2 separate regions of the Homo sapiens genome follow, and region 1 is linked to region 2. A link is a loop called in an ENCODE intact Hi-C map of the cell type or tissue named here. Cell type or tissue: endothelial cell of umbilical vein. All regions are shown on one strand. Links, peaks and the distances in the headings refer to the core of each region. The heading gives the core; the rest is flanking DNA. Region 1 overlaps LINC02888 (long intergenic non-protein coding RNA 2888). Region 2 overlaps AHR (aryl hydrocarbon receptor).

What was found. A loop is a pair of places that touch in the nucleus more often than their neighbours do. Peaks named below come from ENCODE experiments on the same cell type or tissue, not always from the same donor. Only the 100,000 strongest peaks of a DNase experiment are listed, where the experiment ranks them.
Region 1: it touches region 2 in a loop (5-fold over the local background); 4 of 110 quality-filtered maps call a loop at or near these places.

The regions. Positions count from the first base shown.
Region 1 is chr7:17,443,407-17,446,327 of GRCh38, reverse strand. The region is part of intron 1 of LINC02888 (long intergenic non-protein coding RNA 2888); the gene reads right to left. The region is part of intron 4 of LOC105375172 (a long non-coding RNA gene); the gene reads left to right. Among named protein-coding and RNA genes, the nearest start is that of LINC02888, 70 kb to the right of the region's middle. In endothelial cell of umbilical vein, for the core only: no CTCF peak of the experiment used is centred there; DNase peaks (open chromatin) are centred at 1,467 and 1,997; H3K27ac peaks cover 1,469 bases.
Region 2 is chr7:17,303,291-17,306,211 of GRCh38, reverse strand. All of the region lies in intron 1 of AHR (aryl hydrocarbon receptor), which reads right to left. Among named protein-coding and RNA genes, the nearest start is that of AHR, 6.1 kb to the right of the region's middle. In endothelial cell of umbilical vein, for the core only: no CTCF peak of the experiment used is centred there; a DNase peak (open chromatin) is centred at 1,041; H3K27ac peaks cover 1,775 bases.

The DNA of each region.
Region 1 (2,921 bases), core at 131-2,630, 140 kb before region 2:
ATTCATCACATAAACAGAACTAAAGATGAAAAACACATGATTACCTCAATAAATGCAGAAACGGCTTTCAATAAAATTCAGTCTCAGCACTCTGGGAGGCCAAGGTAGGCAGATCGCCTAAGGTCAGGAGTTCAAGACCAGCCTGGCCACCATGGTGAAACCTTATCTCTACTAAGAATACAAAAATTAACTGGGCATGGTGGTTGCACCTGTAATCCAAGCTACTAGGGAGGCTGAGGCAGGAGAATTTCTTGAACCTGGGAGGTGGAGGTTGCAGTGAGCCAAGATTGCACCACTGCACTCCAGCCTGGGCAACAATGCAAGACTCCATCTCAAAAAAAAAAGAAAAAGAAAAAGAAAAACAAAAACGAAAAAAAAAAAGTTAAGAAAAAGAAAATAATGATCTTGTGGTTCATATTCTGATATTCTGGCACTCTTTCAGAGTGTAACAAGACCTTCTAATTAGACTTCATATAAACTCTCTACTTTTAAATATCTTCTTTTCTTTTTTTCTTTTTTTAACAAAGATTGGCAGAGTAGAGACATATCTTTAAGGGAGAATCTTCCTACTTAACTAATCATCTGTCCATCTGTCCATCCTATGCCTGTCTTCTTTCTCCTTTTTTTCCCTCAATATGACCACATATTGAACACCTACAACATGCAAAGCATTGTGCTAGGTTGATTCCTATTCCTATTTCCAAAAAGTCTTAGCTGCCCTCTTGGAATCAGCAAACAGCTACATATATAGGATTCTTGGAGTATCCTTTTTCCATTGCTTATAGAAACACACATATGCTTTGCTCCTTGGACTGCTAACCCCACTAAGGAAACACTGTCCCAGAGGGATAGTTCCTTTCCATATAGAAACAGTGATGCAGCACTGAGTAGGCACTCAGTAGTTACTGAATAAATTCATCAATAGCTGTGACAGCTTTCCCCTCTCCATGCCAAACTCCTAAGTAAGCTTTGAAAATCCTTCAAATTTACTTCTATTCCTTTCCATTCTACCATTTTTGAAATGGAAATACGTGAAGGAAAATGGATCCTGAATAATTTCAGCCCAAATTCCTGGAGGAAAATAGTAAGAAAAGGGAAATTGCTACTTATTTGGAGCTGCCCACAAGTTAAATTTTTATGATAAGATAAATTCTCATTATTTCAGCATTACCTCCTTCCTAGTAAAATTTATCATTGGTAGCTACCCTCATTTGCATTATTTAATATGCCCTGCTAGGATAATGTTATTTTTATTTTTTTTCACATGTCAAAACAGAGGCTTTGAAAAATTAAATAACTGGCCACCCAAAGAAGTCACTGGGTCAAAGATGGGGCTAGCATGGGGGTTTGAACAACCTGTTTAAGAAGGGACAGGTGCTGAATTAGTGGAATGTAAGAGTTGGCACTGAGCAATAGGCAAGCCCAAAAGAAAGAAGGCTGACTCACCAGGAAATGGAATTAGCACAAAAGGTCAACTTTCTCTCACAGATAAAGGAAAACTCACAAGTCATATCCCCGACAGGACAAAAACAAAGCCTAGACACTTCAGCAAAAACATAGCATGCCCAGAATATGACTTTTCTAGGAAAACTTTTGAATAACACTTACATATGGGAAAAATGTTTTAAAAACTGGGTACATATTGGGATAGAAAGAATATTCAGGTACGCATTAAGGATATTTCTAGATCTCTTGTCTCCTCTGGGTACAACTAGGTGTACAGAGAAAAATATTTTAGGAGTTTTCATTTCAAAATAAACAGAACAGGAAAATAAAGAATTCATTAAAAGAGTATAAAATTAATTTTAGTTGCAAAATAGTATGACTACCATTTAAACTAAGAAACAGCTCTTCTAGCGCTGCTACTACGGGTTCAATTCATTACAACTGATAAGATGTGGAGGACATGAAAGGGAGAGAAGGGTTGGACAGGAAAACCTTCAGGAAGATGGGGGAAAGCCACTAATAGTCATTGGTTCTAGCAGTCCATTAAAACATTTTCCAGCCTGCTTATTGAAGCTGTGGAAAAACTGGGGACTCATATTTCTCACTCTAGGATGTGGAAAGTTTAAATTACAAGAAGATGGAAAGGGAGGAAATGGCAAAAGGAAGGAACACCATGAGTTAGTTACAGCTAATCTCAATATATGGATATTTCTTAATTTAAGAAATGCAGGGAAAATCAAACAAAACGATGGGGATTATAACCAAACTGCCATGAATTTATGTACCAAAAAAGCTGAAAAAACAGGGCTTTCTTAAAGCTTATACAAATGAAGAGAAACATTAGACTGTGTACTTCATTATTATAATAAATACCCATTGAGCAGGCTGTCTACATAATGCATGTACATATAAGAGGGCAATAAAAAATCAACTGGGCAACTTTTTATTGTCCTCATATATACATAATGGGGCAAGTATAAGTCAATGGACCATTCTGAACATGCCCATATCTAATGAATTGGCAGCTATCACTTAGATATTAGAATTGCTACTATTCATTAAATGCTTCCCATGCTGTGGGCATATTTTAAGGAAATTTACATGTTATTTCATTGAATTCCTCTAGCAGCTCTGAAGTATTGTTACCCTCAGATAGATAGTAGATGAGAAAACTGAGGCTGAAAGAGAGTAATAACTCATCCAAGGACACATGGGTAGGAAATAGAGAAGCCAAGGCTTAAGCCTAAGGATAATTCTCTCAGAGTTCATGCTCTTTCTACTATGCCACACTCTTTCACCTCCATCTTACTCTGGGGTATGATGAGCTTGATGAGGTAGAGAAAGGCTTCTAATGACATGGAAACTAAAGGCAGTACTCCTCAGGAGAGAGGGCTAAATAAGAGTATTTAAGATGATAGCATGGAAAACAGACTGCATGTTGTAAACACCTAGTGCAACGCTTGGCATATTGTAGG
Region 2 (2,921 bases), core at 101-2,600:
TTTGTATTGTCTTCGAATCTTTAAGAAAGGACACTGCTAACCATTATTTAAGGAAAAGCCTGTTTGAAATATAAATAAACATCCCTGTAAGATTGGATTTGGGAGCTCTGGAGTTCAAACATCTCCTGAAATAGACCGTATGATGTTGGTCAGGCAAAGGAGTAACTTATTATTTTTTGAAACCTTTACCTCAAAAATCTTGTCCCAATCTGTAAAATTGTTATGAAATCAAGACTCCAGCTGACTGCATGCCATGCTTCTGTTTAGAAGCCCTGCAAGCTTTAACTGCTGGTGGTAACAGGCCCAACAGTATGCCCAATGCCAGTCTGAATGCTATCTTGAAAGCCTTTTTAACATCTCCATCAAAAAAGTCTATGAGGTTCATCATTTGTAGCCAGTGTTTGAAGCAAAGCTGAAAAAATTAACCAAGTTTACTCATAAATATAACTGTTTTATATAATATTCATTATAAAACCTCAAAATGACATGCAAAGATATGGTTTCAGTAATCCTATGAGATCAAAGTGACGTTTTTTAACAAGAGATTGCCTCTCACAGTACTGAGTTTGCTCTATCGGATTTTTCCTCGGGGTGATTTAATCTACTCTTACTGCGTTGGTCTACTTACCCATAACTTGTTTATCTTTATTTCCAGTCCCTGTACCTGACCCTGTGCCCTTCCATTCAACATTCCCCTGGAGTTGGGCACCCGCTTCTCAGCACTATGGTGCTACTCTCCATCTAACAGCTAGGAAATCTGAAGTATTCCTCAATAAAATCCCCCTACCATACTACCTACACCCAATAAAGCCCAACTCTTAACCCCATTCATTCTTCATTTCCTTCCCCCAGCTTCAGTGCATCCGTATTTATCTCTGAATATAAATTTCAAATATTTACAATCATAAACTATGTGCTTAATGTAATGGAGGTGACACATAGCACAAATAGACCCCAACTTCATTGTCAGGCTGAACACAGCTGGATATTTTATTTCCCTATATGAGTCAAAAACATCTACAAAAACTTCTGAGAATTCTGGCTGGAAGCCACTTTTAATGAGTCAGAAGTCTTCTGCCACCCTCCTGCTGCTGCCCTATAATTGTGATGAGTTCTTTCCTTTCCCTTTTGTTTGCTATACCTGAGGAGAGATGATGAGATATAAACAGCATAGTTTCTAGCACAAGACATTAGCAGGGAAGATCAGGAAAATGAAATATGGCCTAGAAACCACTACTAGTTCCATAATCCTGGAAAACTCATTGTTTCCCCTCCCCCTTCTTCTACGCAAACACACATTTTTATTCCCCCTCGAACCCGCATAAAATGTATCTGCCTTACCAGAATCACTAAAACATTACCAAAAAAATTTTAAGTGGTAGTTAATTGTTAAATTAGTACATCTCAAATATGTACTAAGTGCATGGTACTGTACTGGGAAGCTCTGGTAGTTTCAAAGACAAATAATAGTCCTATCTTTAAAGACATTCTTTTTCCTACTAGGAGGAAATATATTTTATAACATGGCAAAATCAAGCATAATATATTGCTCAGTAACACAGGTGCTGCAAAAGAGTTCATGGAGATGTGGCATCTAAATCGGGTCTTAAATACAGGCAAGACACTTCTGTTTCTGTGACGGCAGAATATCTAGCTTTCTGCAACTACCCTTCTCTTCCAGAAAACCACACCAAAACAAGAAAAGCAGGAGCCAGAAACACAAACTCTGTCTCCGATGAACCTAAGTGACAGCTAAACCCAGATGCTAATAAACAGGAAGATGGTAGAAAAGAAATCAATAATAGCATAGAACAGGAAGGCAAATATAATCACAGTATATTACTTAGCTAAACAGTAAACAATATACAGTCAAAAATAATACAACACTAATGTGTATATAATCCAAAATTGTGATAAAATATATTGGGAGGATGCAGGAAGGTGAAAAAGGTTAAAGTGAGACAAGACAGCACTAAAATCCCTAACTACCACAGTAAGACATCAAAAGATAAGGCCTCACATGCTATACTTAAGATGTGCCACATATATAATTGACTTTTAAAATCTGCCAGTATTATTTAATAGGAATACATTTTAAAACAATATTTCAATAGAAAGAAGTAAAAAGAACAAACTAAAAGATGACTGAAAAATGTAAGACAAAACAAATGAATACGTAAAGGACACCCTAAGTAGAAAATCTGCAAATACAAGTGCTTCTCCTATACATAACCATGATCCCAACATATAACTTTAATTACCAACCACACTTTTGCCTATGAAATTGACAATAATATTTTTTAAGCAAAAATGCAAAGATATAGTCACATCCCCAGATTGATGATGGAATGTAATTAGTAAATTTTTCTTAATTTGATACTATCTCTTGGAGTGTACGATTTGGTTCAACCTTAAAACAACACATACTTTTCTATCCCAAAATTCCCTTACAGGAATTTTTTCCTAAAAAAATAAATTTGCATTAAAATTTACACGTCCCAAGGGTATTCTCTGAAATATTAAAGTATTAAATGGTTGGGAATAAAATTTCCTCCCAAAAGAAAAACAGTTAAAAAAATTATAGAATATTAGTACAACAGAGTATTATGCAGCCTTTAAAAACAATGTTTTAAAGAGGAAGGGAGGTGGGTAGCAAATCAATAAGACAGGAGAAAAGACTCTAAGAGGAAAGGACGTAAAAACACAAGTATGGGGATGAGCAAGTACAAATTATGTATGGGAAATGACAAATAATTTATTTCAGCCATAACACTATCTGAGAAGAAACAGTGAAAATCCCTAGGATATGGCTGTACTGTATGCATCACTGAATCTGTTCACCTGGACAGTACGAACACAAGTCAGTAAGAACACAAGCTTTGAAGCAAAAAGACCTGGGATCCAATATCCAAACTCTTTCT